Linked DNA regions of Homo sapiens: region 2 is linked to region 1. A link is a loop called in an ENCODE intact Hi-C map of the cell type or tissue named here. Cell type or tissue: mammary epithelial cell. All regions are shown on one strand.

Region 1 (8,000 bases):
GTACTAGAATATAATATACGTGAATTCCTTTCTAACAGTTGTGAGGAAAGGCCTTCTAAATGACCCAAATCCAGATACCTCATAGATTCGATGTAAGAACAAAACTGAATTAATACACATAAAGCACTTGGAAGTGGAGCTAGTAAGTGCTCCATGAATAGTACACCTGATCCTTCATGCCAGAGTTTTTGTTTTGTTTGTTTGAGACAGGGTCTTGCTCTGTCACCCAGGCTGGAGTCCAGTGACATGATCATGATTTAGTGCAGTCTTGACCTCCAGGGCTCAAGCAATCTTCTTGCCTCAGCCTCCTGAGGAGCTGTGACCAGAGGTGCATACCAGCACACCCAGCTAATTTATTTTTATTTTTATTTTTTGTAGAGATGGGGGCTCACTATGTTGCCCAGGCTGACCTCGAACTCCTGGGCTCAAGTGATCCTCCTGCCTTGGCCTCCTAAAGTATGGGAATTACAGGCGTGAGCTACCATGCCTCACCTGTTTTGTTTGTTTTCGTTTTCTTGTGTTGTCATTTTTGCGTGCTGATTCATTTCCAGTATCTGCAAGAGCAGAATCCAAGGAAATATAGAGACTAAGAAAACACCAGTTGTCCATATTAGATATTAATAATAACTGCTTCTATTTTCCTTTGGAGGTTGGGGTGTGTTCTGATAGTTATTAAGAGGGGCTTTTAGAACCCTGCCTCCACTTGCCACCAGTACAGTTGGAGTGGGCTGTGCTGTCATAGTATCTTCTCCTCATTTTCCCTAGTATTCTCATCCCAGAACAGCATGTAGCATCCTGACAATTACCCCAGTGTTATCTCCTAAGCTCTCATTCCTGGCTCTTTCCCATCCTCTTCTTAGCAAATGGTCCCTTGACACCATTGCTATGCACTGAGGGGCACCTCTGCTTCTCTAAATATTGCTGCAAGCTCTAGGTACCAGCTCCAAAGACACTTCCCTCCAGAAAACCTGTCCAGAGGAGGACCCCACCCTTGCTGCCTGCTGCTCTGGTATAAGTTCACAACTCTGCTCTGTGAGGCAGGAGGTGCCTTTGTCTTCTGTATGGAATGGACACCTTCCCCAGATAATGATGCCCACAGTGAAGAGCCAAGTGGGCACAGCCATATTCCCTGCCCTACAGCACTGCAGACACCTTTTCATTTCTATTGCAGTAGTGAAAGCTGTCAAAACAATACTAAGTAACGGTGATTATGGAGCCTATCTTGTTGGTTTCTTCAGTGGAGACGTCTTCAGTATTTTTCAATTCAGTGTTCTGTTTCTTGATGACTTTCAGTAAATGATCTCTATTGTATTTAAGGTTTTAATATTCCTGCTTTGGTTTGAATTTTGATTGAGAATGACTGCCAATTTGTGCCCAATGCCTACTGTATATCCATTGATATAATCATGTGTTCCCCTAGGGATCATGTATACTTGCTGTGGTACTATAGTGTCCTTTCTCCTTGGGACCAACCTCCTCTTCAATTAATGCGCTCTGGGTCTGAAAGTGGCTCAGGTCTGGAAACTCGCCTCTGTTGCATTGCAGTCCTATCATCCTCAAAGCAATCAGTTAGCAAAAGTCTGTAACAGCTTTTCCTATTGCCAGCCCTGACCTAGAAAGGAGAGACACCACTGAACTTAGTGATGTCGGTGTCCCTCTCACCTGAAAATTCTTAATGGCCTTTGTAAATATGACTTCTCGTGGAGTGTAATTATCCAGTTTCTGGTAGTGTATCCAGCAGGTCCACTTCCCTGCGACTTTTCATCCCTTCTCCCACTAACTGCCATGGCAAATCTGGCATTTCAACATCCCTTAGCACAGATTATTGCTTGCCCCATATTGCAAGGAACCATCTCAGTGGTGAATTACATCATTTCCTGAAGTCCTTGCCAAGATGTTAAATCCTGTGTTTCTCTTTTACCCATTCTTGTGTTCTTCCCATCCACCACCTCTTGATCCAATGCCCTCAGAATCCCTCTTGATCAAGCACCCTCAAAATTCTGCCCCATATGTACTCCTCCGGCTCTTGTTGGTACATGCAGCCCAGGCCTTGCATCGCCTTTGCAGTATAGCCTCTTTCCTCCCTTTTCATGCCCAGCACATATCTGTGGGTTATCCCGTGGCTTAACCTTATTTATAGGTATAGTGGCAAAGAGGGGAAGTGAGGGTAGATCCTGATGGGGGCACAGTGGAGGGGCTGCAGTGTACTTCAGCATAGGGGTGTGATAGTCCTTAACAGGGAGGGATGGGCCACTTCTGCAGGCTTACAGTGTTCAGAGATATGGTAACCAGCATCCAAGATGGACCGTAATAACCCTTGCCTTCTGGTATTCATGCCCTAGTATAGTCCCTTCTCACGCTGGTTAGGGACTTGATCCTGTATGACCAATTCAGTACACTTGAGTCTACGTCATAGAAACCACTGCAGCTGTTTCCTTGACCTCTCAGATCATTCACTCTGGGGGAAGCCAGCTGCCACACTGTGAGAACAACCCTGTGGAGAGAGCCATGCGGGGAAGAACTGAGGCTCCTGGCCAATAAACAGCCAGTACCAACTTGCTAGCCATGTGAATGAGCTAACTTGGAAGTGGACACTCCAGGACCAGATGGCGTTACAGATGACTTTAGCCTCAGCCAATATCTAATGCAACCACAAGAGAAACCCTAAGCAAGAACTGCCGAGGCAAGTCCTTGAATTTCTGACCCACAGAATATGTAGGCATAATAAATGGTTGTTTTACATAACTAAGTTTTGGAGAAATTTGCAACATAGCCATAATAACTGGAATAAAAGGAATCTGGAGATTCAGGATTTTGGAGGTCATCAACCCAGACGTACCCTGTGTCAAGGTTGCTTCCTTTCCCAGTCAGAGCCCTGACCTTGGCATAGAAGATTTGCCTTAGTTGAGAGTTTCACTTTCCTTGTACTCTACTGCTCTGACCAAGTCCTGAGCCTTGTCCTTAGTGTCCTTTGCCCTTCCACTTCAGGACATGAAAGCTTCTTCATATGCTGCTGCCAAGGAAGCCCCTTGAGGCTTTTACACTTTGTTTCATTGCCTGTTAACCACTCTGTGCCTTTTATTGTCGTTTTGTAGACTGTCAATTGAGCTCAGCAAAGGCACCAAAAACTTTTAGCCTGATTGTTACTATTTCCCCCATGTGCATCCCCCTCCACCAGTAGCCAGCCCAGTTCACCACCTGTGAGAGTTTTAACAATTGAATTGTTTATTTATTCCAGGAGCTGTTTGCACTCCACCTGCTACTAATAATGATGACTTCTTTCTCAGATGGGCAGTGGGTGATGTAGTTCCAGAACTCCATTTCATCCACAGCTTGCTGTCTCAGAGCACTTCTGATACTAATTGTTATGTGTTGAGTTCCCTAGGAAGCAGACCCTGAGAAAGAGTTTAGAGTACAGGATGTTTATTAGGGAGGGCCCTTGGGAGAAACACCTGTGGGAAAGAGTGGAAGGAAGCTGGAGTGAACAGAAGAAGCTGAGCTGTGCTGAAGACCAAATGACAGCCTTAGCCAATCCTGCAGGGAGCTTTGGAGCTAGAATGGCTCTTTGCTGTGCTGAGTTTTTATTCCCTAGACTTGATCAGACATTGGATGGGGACTGCCCCAGGAAAGGGCATGATCTTGGGCATGGTAGCTCCGTGCATCTCAGGCAATTCCTTAAGGGATTTACAGTCCTGAATACTGTCAGCTGATAACTGGGAAACCATCTTTCCTTGAAGAGAGATCTGGGTGGTAGGTCACGGTGACCATGGGAGTTGTTCAACAGACATTGGGCTGAAAGCAAATGGGGTATCTTGATGTTACAGGAATCCCTGCTTACCGGGCCTCTGGTTTAATCAAATGTGACTAGAGTGAGTCCATTTTGGAGTGAGTAACTAGGCACTCACAAGGCACCTATAGGGTTAATACTTAGGCTCTGAAAATAGCCACATTCTAAGTTGACCATCAATTATAAATACAGAATATTTACGGCCATACAGAGCATCTCCCACCAAGCCAGCAGAATGTCCACATGTCCTAAGCATGCAGCCCACTTTGCTTAAAGATAACATTAATGAGCAAGTTTAGGTTGAAGGATTAATGGTCATTAATAACACCAATTGCTCCTACCCATAGTGAACACATCTGCACTTTCCAAGTTTAATTCTAGCTCCTTATAGTTTCTTATAAGTAGGGACACTAACAAAGGACAATGCTTTCCTCCTCTTGCTTTCTGAGGACACCCTACTCTGTAACAGAATAGTTTCCACTAAACTTGCTTCTTTCACTGTGCTCTGTGAATTGTCTCTAATTCTTTCCTGTGCAAGATCCAAGAACCTGCTATTGAAATCTGGATCGGGACCCTCTTTTCTAATAACAGTGAGGCCCAGTGAAAGGACCTCATGAGGTTTTCCACAAACACCGTGATGGAGGAAAACGGGAAGTTCAGCAAATGGTGTGCTGAAGGAAATAGCGGGACAGCAGACTGCTGGGAGAAAATGGGGAAACAATAGATGCTGTTCAGGGGACAGTAGGGATTTGAGGACACTATATGATCTCCCAACACCCTCTGCGCCCCTTCAATTTTCCCCCAACATAACCCCTGAAACACTTTGGTTTCATTGCCTGTTAACAACTCTCTGCCTTTTATTATCATTTTCTAGATTGTCAATTGCGCTCAGCAGATGCACCCAATACTTTTAGCCTTATTGTCACTAGCCTTATTGTTACAGAATAATAGTGTGATGGGGGCTAATGATGAACTCATTGACACAGGAATTTTCTCTCAGCCCCTTTGCCAGACTCGCAGCAAGGGCACCCTCTCTACTCAGCCCGTGCCACTCAACCCCTTGTGGGAGGGAGCACATGAGCAAGTGAGTGTGGGATAAGCTCTTTTAGTTCTGCTGTCCACAGCCCATTGAACAGCGGTGTGTTAGCAGCTCAGCTGGCTCCTGGCCCCGTCATGTGGGGTGGCTGCCCTCTGCTGGCGAGGGCAAAGGGCCAGTGCAACAACCTTTATGGGTACCTGCACTAGGTGGGTCCTGAACCCTAGTTCAGCATCCAAGAAGAATGAGGATGTGCTATCAAGGAGTGAGCAAGGTGGGGGGTTTTACTGAGGGATGAGTGATGAAATAGCTTTCTGTGGAGAGGGGATACGTGGGTGGACCCCCTACCTGAAGGCAGGAAAGCCCCCCAACCCCCCACCCTCCGCTGCAATGTGTCTGAGTCTGGGGCTTTCATGGGCTCAGAATAGGGGAGGGGCAGGCAAACAGGAACAGATGTTTTCACTCTGGTCCAAGGTTTTACCTGGGACTGTCCTCAGCTTGAAGGTGGGGTTTCACCAGGGACCCACCCCTATCTTCCTAGGCATTTGGCTGCCTCTTGTCGCTATCATCATTAGCCTCCATCACATTATTATTCTGTGACTCCCTACTGGACCCCAGCACAGTATCTGTGAATCACCAACAACAGCAAGGGCAACGTCTACTGACTCCATCAGCACCCCCTAGAACAGCATTTTCTACTCTACCTGGCCCTGATCCGTGTCTTCTGACATCCAAATAGCCTGAATCATCACAGTGTCCAATGACTTCACTAGGCCACAGCTCAGTCACAGCTGTTCCGTTTTGAGTTTTAATCTTCTTTTTCAGTAGGCACTCTCTTTGCAACCCAGGGTCCCTGGGTTTTGGAGTATGTAACCAAACTCAGGCCTGGGCCACTAGTTATTTGAAAGCCAAAAGCTCAAAAGCCAAGCTTTGGTAAAAGGAAAGGTAGCTTTACTTGAGAAGCCAGCAACCTAGGGGAGGCAGTGAACTAGCATTCAAAGATTCAAAGACCACCTTACCGAGTTGTGTCTCTGGATCAGGGAGGTTTAAGGGAAATTAGGGGAAATGATGATCAAAACATTTGCACGCGTGCAGTCTCGAGTGGGCAGTTAATCATTGCTTTCTTGGTCAATGTTTTGTGGCCTTCTGCAGGCGCTATCAGCGTATATTCTTATCAGGCTGGTCAGCATGTCCCAGAGTTGTTGGTCAGCGTCTTTTCTTTTATCTCTATTGAAGGTCATGTTTCCTGAGGCTGTTTTTCCTGAATAATCTACAAACTCAAGCAAAGTAATAATTATATTCAAACAAATAAACTTTTCTCTAACATGGAGTCAGTACTGTGAAAAAGTATCCATTTTTAACTGTTGCACCTTGGGTTCTTATTTCAAAAAGTTCCATGAAGAAGATCAGCCCCAGCAAAACAAACAAACAAACAAACAAAAACAGTTGGATCCAGAGATGCCTGAGTTAGAGATGACTTTGGCAACTCTCCTCATTGGCATACTTAAAACCCTGCTCAGGGAGGAGCTTATTTGCCACCTTCTATGCGGAAGCATGTTCACGACTGCACCTGTGCTGCCTTTACTCCACCTCTACATACAATGACTCGGCTAACCAGCCCCACCAAGGCCCTTGTTTTCACCTTCGTTCCAGGAGGTGCTGCTTTGAGGAATTATCCCCAGTGTCCTCCTTGTTGCAAGTAATAAAATCCTCTTGTTAAGTCCTCCTTGGTTTTGGTCATTGGACAGTCACTGCCAAGCAATCAAACCCACTCGTATGAGTAACACCTTGTTGAGATGTAGCACAAGGATTAGTTGGGTATGTACTCTTAGCTTCCTGCTGGTTCCTGCTTTCACCACCCTGGCAAAGAGATGTGCCAATGCACAGAAATACAACTTCACCTTGACTTTGGGGACATCTGCACCGCCTCATTGAGTACATGTCAATGTGTAAGGTCATCTCCACTGAGCCTTGCTGATGCGAGGGAGAGGAAAAGCAGGATCTGACACACTGCCTGTTGCTGCAGGGTGGGAGCAGAAGCTCAGCTCCCTATTGGGCCCTGCTGATGGCAAGGGTGGAGGAAAACAGTGTGTCCTCTAGCTGTTTCCCGCCACTTCATTCTGCCTCATTGATGCCATGTGTGGCTTGATTCTCAGGTCCTAACTGGGATCCACTGACACCCAAGTGGTGGCCTTGTTCAGTCTCATTCCTTCTAGATGGGCCCCACTGGGCCCCACTGACCCAAGGGGTGGGAGGCAAGTGGATTTCTGACTGGCCCTGACTTTTGCTGCATTGTTCAGTCTTTTTGATACCAGGTAGAGTGGAGGCCCAGCTCACACCGGACCTCCCTGATACTACCATTGTGGAAGAATTGGAGGACTGCCTGCTTTTTCCAGGCAGGGGGATGTATGTAAGATCAGATCTGCACCCCACCTTAGTGACACTAACCTGGCAGGAGAGTGAGAGTGCCACATGCTTCCACTGGGCAGAGGATGAAATATTAACTCCCTGCTCTGTCCCATTGACACTACCCCAGCAGGGGATGAGAGTGCTGCCCTGTGCTTTCTGCAAGGTGGTGGGGTGGGGATCAGGTCCCCACTCATCTTGCTGAAATGGGTGGGGTCGGGTTTTTCTATTGGTGTTTGACTGGAGTAAGATGGGTACTGCCAAAAAAGTTTTTCTGATTTTCCCTTTTCACTCCTTGTATAGTAACCGCATAAATCTGTTATCTGTTTAGGTTTGTTCTCTCACCTGTCTGTATTCCTTTGCCTTTGGACTCGTTTGAATTTTTCTGACCATGTTATGATCTCATTAAGGCCTCAACCCAAATAGCTGCTCTTGTTGGCAATGGCAACATCAAGGCCAGGACTTTTTTTTTTTTTTAGACAGGGTCTTACTCTGTCACCCAGGCTGGAGTGCAGTGGCACAATCACAGCTCACTGCAGCCTCAATCTCCTGGGCACAAGAGATCCTCCCACCTCAATCTCTCAAGTTTCTGGGACTACAGGTATGTACCATCATGCCCAGTTAATATTTTTATTTTTATGTTTTGTAGAGACGAGGTCTCGCTATGTTGCCCAGGTTGGTCTTGAACTCCTGGGCTCAAGTGATCCTCCTGCCAGGCCTCTCAAAGTGCTGGGATTACAGGTGTGAGCCCAATGAGGACTCTTTTCTAAT
Region 2 (8,000 bases), 210 kb before region 1:
CGCTTAGGGCAGCACTTGATACAGAGCTAGCACTCAAGGGTTTGTTATTCTTTCTATCATTTCACCTAGGAAGGATGTGCTCAACTGGAAATGCTAGGTGGACTTACAGTAACACCGTAAAATCCATCATGTGAATGTTTAGCTCATGAGAATTTCACTCTTCATGCTCTGGGGTAACTAACATATATTCTACATACTCACTTGTATGACTATTCAGATCTGCTGCAGTACTTCATTCTTCTCCATCGCTATCCCAATTTATGTGATGAAAAGAATATAAATTTTTTAAAATAAAAAATAACCTATAACTCATAGAATAAAATAGGGAACCATGAGTCCATACTGATATAAATAAATGAATACATTGAAAATTTGATGAGGAACAGAATGTTTACAAGATCTCAAAGTGCCTTTCCGCAAACTACTGATTTTTTAAAATAATTTAATATATTTTATTTAATCCATTATATCCAAAATGTTATCATTTCACCATGTAATCAATATAAAAAGTTGAGATAAGGCTGGGCGCAGTGGCTCACATGTGTAATCCCAGCACTTTGGGAGGCCGAGGCAGGCGGATCACCTGAGGTCAGGAGTTTGAGACTGGCCTGACCAACATGGTGAAATCCTGTCTCTACTAAAACTACAAAGAAAAACCGGCCAGGTGCTGTGGCTCATGCCTGTAATCCCAGTACTTTGGGAGGCCAAGGCGGGCGGATCATGAGGTTAAGAGATCGAGACCATCCTGGCCAACATGGTGAAACCCCGTCTCTATTAAAAGTATAAACATTAGCTGGGTGTGGTGGCGGGCACCTGTAGTCTCAGCTACTCGGGAGGCTGAGGCAGGAGAATCGCTTGAACCTGGGAGGCGGAGGTTACAGTGAGCCGAGATCACGCCATTGCACTCCAGCCTGGGCATCTTTAAAAAAAAAGTGCAAATATTTATTTTTACTTATTTACTTACAAATTTTTCTTTAGAGATGGGGTGATATAGTTTGAATATATGTCCTTGCCAAAGCTCATGTTGAATTGTAATCCTCAATGTTTGAGGTAGGGCCTGGTGGGAGGTGATTGGGTCATGGGGGCAGATCCTTCATGGCTTGGTGCTGTCCTCGCTATAGTGAGTGGGTTCACTTCACGAGATATTTGGTTGTTTAAAGTGTGTGGCACCTCCCCACCCTTTGCTCTCGCTCTGCCATGTGAGATACCTGTTCCCACTTTGGCTTCCGTCATGAGTAAAAGCTCCTTGAGGCCTCCCCAGGCTCCTTCCTGTACAGTCCTGTATAAAACTGTGAGCCAATTAAGCCTCTTTTCTTTATAAATTACCCGGTCTCAGGTATTTCTTTATAGCAATGCAAGACTGACCTAATTCACGGACAGGGTCTCCCTCTGTTGCCCAGGCTGGCGTAGTGGCTTGATCTCGGCTCATTGCAACCTCTGCCTCCCAGGTTCAAGCAGTCCTCCTACCTCAGCCTCTGGAGTAGCTGAGATTACAGGTGCTAGCCATCATGCCCAGTTAAGTGCAATATTTAAAGGGTTCTGAAAATTTTCTTCCTTTGAAAGCTTTCACTAACTGAGAACTTCAAAGTGCTATTTTCCTGAGAAATTCAAATAACTTTCAATTATTTCTAGGGTCCCCTAGCAGTTACTTGGGGAAATAAAAAAGAAAATTCAATGTCTATCTTACTCCTCATGCCAAAATAAATTTCATCTGGATAGAAGCTTTGAATGTAAAACAAAAAAAATAAATAAATAAAAAATAAAACCAATCAACAAACTTGGGAGTATTACGTTAAAACTAGGGGAAAAAAAATATATATATATATATTTGGAAACGGAGTCTCGCTCTGTCGCCCAGGCTGGAGTGCAGTGGCTCAAGCTCGGCTCACTGCAACTTTGGCCTCTTGAGTTCAAGCAATTCTCCTGCCTAAGCCTCCCAAGTAGCTGGGACTACAGGTGCCCACCACCACGCCTGACTAATTTTTTTTTTTTGTATTTTTAGTAGAGATGTGGTTTCACCATGTCGCCCAGGATGGTCTCATACTCCTGAGCTCAGGCAATCCACCTGCCTTGGCCTCCCAAAGTGCCAGGATTACAGGCATGAGCCACCACGCCCAGCCAGGGAAAATATTTTTATAATTGACAAATTAGAAGTCACGAAAAAAAAGCAATGAATTAGGCCCCCCAAAATTTTAATTCTTTGCATGTGCTTTGGAACATTTTGCTGATCTTATACCAAGATAATTTTTTTAAGGAAAATGAGATCAGTGAGTACTTACTGCTCTGCAAGCTATTTTTATTCACTTGGCAGTAAAATAATGGCATCTTTCCAAGTGAGTGCATTTGTTTTAATGGATGTATTAGTATCTCATTATATAAAAGTCTATATTTAGATATTACCCTCTTCTCTTTTGTTAATATCTTAACTAACTAGGTTATATGAGGAGCAAAGAATGAGCCTACACCCAGCACCTAAACCAATGGTTTCATGACATTCTCTGCTCCAACATGTGGCTAGAGACAAGTGATTCTGAGAAGAAAACTGCCAAATCACAGAACAAGTTTACACTACTCCAGGTGGATAGGAAGTTTAATATTTAAAAAAAAAAACAGGCTGGGTGCGGTGGCTCATGGGTGTATCCCAGCACTTTGGGAGACCAAGGACAGAAGATGACTTGAGCCCAGGAGTCTGGGACCAGCCTGGGCAACATAGGGAGATCCTCGTCTTTACAAAGATAATAAAAAATATTAGCCAGGCATGGTGGTGCACGCCTGTAGTCCCAGCTACTGGTGGGGGAGCTGAGGTGGTGGTGGGGCTGCAGTTGGTGGGGGGGATGATGAGGTGAGAGGATGGCTTGAGCCTGTGAGTTCAAGCCTGCAGTGAGCTATGATAGCGCCACTGCACTCCAGTCTAGGTGACAGAGCGAGATCTTGTCCCAAAATAATAATAATAATAATAATAAAAACAAATAAAAAACAAAAGTTCATTTAGATTTTGAAGATAATAAACGTATGAATATTTAAAATTACACAGTTTTGCTTTCCAGAGTGATGATAAAAGTGTACCATTTGAGTCACTAACTCTTTTTTTTCTTTTTAAGAGAGTCTCGCTCTGTCTAGCAGGATGCAGTGCAGTGGCACGATCTCAGCTCACTAAAACCTCCGCCTCCAGGGTTCAAGCAATTCTCTTACCTCTCAACCTCTCGAGTAGCTGGTATGACTGGTGTGCACCACCACCCACCTCAGCCTCACACAGTGCTGGGATTACAGGCGTGAGCCACTGTGCCCGGCCCATTTTAGTCATTAACTTTTAAAAATAAACTTCACACAGCAGTACATCTCAGATGTTTATAACAAAAAGGAGGGTGGATGTGTGTGTGGGGGGTGAGCTTTCTAATTTGACCACGTCAATATTGTATCTGCCAAGCAGTTTCCAACTTGTATCAAGTCAAATGAGTACTTAGTTGTTTTCTTTAGTTCTTAGAATATTTCCCCTACATTCTCCATGGCTCGGTTCTTTCCAGAAAATTCCCTGGATGGAATTTTCCACATAGCCCAGCAGAGGGCCCTGTATTCTGAGCCACAGTCAGGCATACACAGAAGACACTGCAGACACCAATCAGCAAATCAGGAACGAGAATTCCTCTCCTCCCACACTCCAGCCAAAGGGCTCTCAGGTTCCAGTTGCAGCCGGTCAGCTAACAACTGACGGTGTCTGCACTTCCTTTTAGTCTAGGCGGCGGTAGAAATGGTTTCTAAGAATACCCAGTGGCTCTGGAAAACATTTCCATCATGTGAATGAGCCTGCGCGTATTTTATATTACAGCTTTTATTCCCCTCAGATTCCTATTCTCATTTTAAAATGTATTTAAAAGATATAGAGACATATAAAGCCTTCAGAGGAAAATGCATTAAAAAGGAATATATCACAATGGTAAACCATGATTACTACTAAAGAGATTATGGCTTATTTCACTCCATTCTTTAATTTCCCAGATTTTACACCATTATCGTGTTTCTTTTATTTTGAATATTCTCTTTTCAGAAAGAGAAAATATAGTTTGAAAAAGCGGCTGGGTGTGGTGGCTCATGCCTTTAATCCCAGCACTTTGGGAGGCCAAGGTGGGTGGATTATTTGAGGTCAGGAGTTCGGGACCAGCCTGGCCAACATGGTGAAACCCTCTCTCTACAAAAATACGAAACTTAGCTGGGTGTGGTGTCGGGCGCCTGTAATCCCAGCTACTCGGGAGGCTGAGGAACGAAAATTGCTTGAACCCGGGAGGCGGTGGTTGCAGTGAGCCGAGATCGCGCCACTGCACTCCAGTCTGTCTCAAAACAAACAAACAAACAACAACAAAAAGGCAAGAGACAGGAAGTAAATATATGCCCATCAAAAAGATTAAAAACACTTGGAGCAATTTTTAAAAATCTGTATTAAAAGAATTTTTAGAACATAAGTGGGTGCTTATGTGTAAAATAATATACAAGAAAGTAATTTATTTAGCCTATATATATATAACTGATCATTTTAACCCTTGTAGCCAAAAAGTAGAAGCACCCACTTATGTGCAGAGGGTACAGATATCTTTTCCAGAAAGAAATGAAAAACACTGCACCATGAAGTGCCGTTATTTTTATCTTGATTTCAAGGAAGAGAAGACCCTGTCTGATGACTTTCTGTCATTAAAGTATATTTTGAATGAAAGGATCATTTACCCATTTATTCCACAAATATTTAGAGATTCAGATACTTTTCATACCATGAACTCCCCAACCCTCCGAAGAAAAAGGGACCTCATCTAGATCACAAGCCCCTCTTCTTAGGAAACTGGAACTGTTACTATCACTCCAACCCCAGCTGTCACTTGGCTAAGCCCCACTCATTCTTTAGTCCTCCAACTATTCTTCAGGGAGACCTCATCTCCTTGGACCTTAACTGGCCTCTGCCCTCTGGGCATTGCCTTCCTCAGTACCCGTGGATGGGCCCAGTCATCAAACCCATTGCAGACACGGAGGGCTTCTCTAAACTGTGAGTACAAGGAAGGGCCAGGAAACCCTTGAGCCAAACCTGCTGACATGGAAGTCCTATGTACATATATGTAGACATACAGAATAAGTATGTTTGTAGGCATTCTTTAGTTCCAAGATAGGGGATTTCTTCTCTTTTCCACCATATTTTGTTTTGCATTTTAAAATGCTTATTTTGTGCTGAGCGCGGTGGCTCACGCCTGTAATCCCAGCACTTTGGGAGGCTGAGGCGGGTGGATCACTTGAGGTCAGGAGTTTGAGACCAGCCTGGCCAACATGGTGAAACCCCGTCTCTACTAAAAATACAAAAATTAGCCAGGCATGGTGGCAGGTGCCTGTAGTCCCAGCTACTTGGGAGGCTGAGGCACAAGGATCTCTTAAACCCAGATGGTGGAGGTTGCAGTAAGCCAAGATCGCACCACTGCACTCCAGCCTGAGCGACAGAGCGAGACTTTGTCTCAAAAAAATAAAAATAAAATAAAATAAAATAAGGCTGGGCGCGGTGGCTCACGCCTGTAATCCCAGCACTTTGGGAGGCTGAGGTGGGTGGATCACGAGGTCAGGAGATCGAGACCACCCTGGCTAATATGGTGAAACCCCATCTCTACTAAAAATACAAAAATTAGCCAGGCGTGGTGGCGTGTGCCTGTAATCCTAGCTGCTTTGGAGGCTGAGACAGGAGAACTGCTTGAACCCAGGAGGCGGAGGTTGCGGTGAGCCAAGATTGAGCCATTGCACTCCAGCCTGGGCGACAAAGCGAGACTCTGCCTCTAAATAAATAAATAAATAATAAAATAAAATGCTTATTTTGAAATAATTTCAAACAGAAAACTTGTAAGAATAGAACAAAGAACTGTATATCCTCTATCCAGATTCCTCACTTGCTAAAATTTTACCCTGTATGCTTTTGTTTAGAGATAGTCTCCCTGTGTCATCCAGACTGGGGTGCAGGGGTGTGATCACAGCTCACCGCAGCCTCAACCTCCTGGGCTCAAGAGATCTCACCTCAGCTTCTCAAGTAGCTGGGACCGCAGGCGGGCAACCACCACACCCAGCTAATTTTTAATTTTTTTGTAGAGACGGGATCTCACTCTGTTGTGCAGGCTGGTCTTGAACTCCTGGGCTCAAGCAATCCTTCCACCTTGGCCTCCCAAATTGCTGGGATTACAGGCGTGAGCCATTGCACTTGGCTGCTAGTTTTCTCAATCAGAAGTGGTCGAGGTAACCTGTAAATAAGGATTAAAAATTTAAGATGTTCTAAAATAAAAAGAAGAAATTAGCTATTAAGCCATGAAAAGACTCAGGTGATATTTAAATGAATATTGTTAAGTGAAAGAAGCCAGTTTAAAAGGTTACATACTGTGATTCCAAGTATATGACATTTCTGGAAAAGGTGAAACTGATGAGGGAATAAAAGATCAGTGGTTGGCTGGGCATGATGGCTCATGCCTGTAATCCCAGCATTTTGGGAGGCTGAGGCGGAAGGATCACTTGAGGCCAAGACTTCAAGACCAGCCTGGGCAACATAGTGAGACTCCATCTCTATAATAAATAAATAATTGGTGGTTGCTTGGGGTTCCAGGGAAGGGATGGAAATTTTTAGTTTTATTAATAATTTGTAAATATTAATATATGTGGTGTGTGGCTTCTATTTGGATTCTTACTTTAGGACCTGTGAGGGGTGGGCTTAGAATATTGCATAGATGGGCCGGGCGCTGTGGTTCACGCCTGTAATTCCACCACTTTGGGAGGCCGAGGTGGACGGATCATGAGGTCAGGAGTTCAAGACCAGCCTGGCCAACATAGTGAAATCCCATCTCTACAAATACAAAATAATACAAATACAAAAACACAAAAAAATTAGCCGGGCATGGTGGTGGGCGCCTGTAGTCCCAGCTACTGGGGAGGCTGAGGCAGGAGAATCGCTTGAACCCAGGAGGCGGAGGTTGTGGTGAGCCAAGATCACGCTACTGCACTCCAGCCTGGGCGACAGAGCGAGACTCTGTCTCAAAAAAAAGAACACTGTATAGATGTTCTTCTTAAAGAAAAGCAAATTTGGAAGAACTTGTTCCACCAGATGTCAGAGCACATATAACTTAGCACAGCATGGTACTGCTGCAGGGATAGACAAGCAGATAAATGAAGGTGGATGGAAAGCACAGCAGCATGCCCAGCATGGACCCTTGGTCTATGATCAAGGTGTTATTACAGATCAATGGGGAAGGGCAGACCTTTCAAAACAGTGGTTCTGAGCTGGGTGAGGTGGCTTATGCCTGGAATCCCAGTGCTTTGGGAGGCTGGGGCGGGAGGATTGTTTGAGGCCAGGAGCTCAAGACCAGCCTTGGCAACATGGTGAAACCCTGTCTCTACAAACAATAAGAAAATTACCTGGATGTGGTGGCGTGTACCTGTAGTCCCAGCTACTCAGGATGCTGAGGTGGGAGGGTCACTTGAGCCCAGTTGTTCAAGGTTATAGTGAGCTATGACTGCACTACTGCACTCCAGCCTGGGTGACAGAGTGAGACCCTGTCTAAAAAAAAAAAAAAAATCTGAGCCCAATTGCATATCTATAGGGAAAAATAAATAAATAAAATTGGTTCCCTATTGCACACTATCCACCAAACATCAACTCACAGGATATTATAGATCTGAACATGAAAGGCAGAACTAGGCCCAGTATGGTGGCTCATGCCTGTAATCCCAGCACTTAGGGAGGCTGAGATGGGGGGATCACTTGAGCTCAGGAGTTCAAGACCAGCCTGGGCAACATAGTGAGACCTCATCTCAACTGAAAATTTAAAAATCAGTTGGGCCTAGTGGCATGCACCTGTAGTCCCAGCTACTCGGGAGGCTGAGGCACCAGAATCACTTGAACCTGTAAGGCAGAGGTTGCAGTGAACCATGGCTGCGCCACTGCACTCCAACCTGGATGACAGAGTGAGACAGTGTCTCAGAAAAAAAAAAAAAAAAGA

The links. Hi-C counts contacts between places; a loop is a spot of excess contacts. Peaks named below come from ENCODE experiments on the same cell type or tissue, not always from the same donor. Only the 100,000 strongest peaks of a DNase experiment are listed, where the experiment ranks them.
Region 2: it touches region 1 in a loop (22-fold over the local background); 5 of 110 quality-filtered maps call a loop at or near these places.

Annotation. Positions count from the first base shown.
Region 1 is chrX:47,746,911-47,754,910 of GRCh38, forward strand. No RefSeq gene overlaps it. Among named protein-coding and RNA genes, the nearest start is that of ZNF81, 86 kb to the right of the region's middle. RefSeq lists enhancers at 2,287-2,486, 4,900-4,979, 5,040-5,089. In mammary epithelial cell, a CTCF peak has its summit at 4,983 (motif pointing left); no DNase peak of the experiment used is centred here.
Region 2 is chrX:47,537,691-47,545,690 of GRCh38, forward strand. No RefSeq gene overlaps it. Among named protein-coding and RNA genes, the nearest start is that of ARAF, 20 kb to the right of the region's middle. RefSeq lists an enhancer at 3,500-3,794. In mammary epithelial cell, a CTCF peak has its summit at 3,566 (motif pointing right); a DNase peak (open chromatin) is centred at 3,641; H3K27ac peaks cover 392 bases.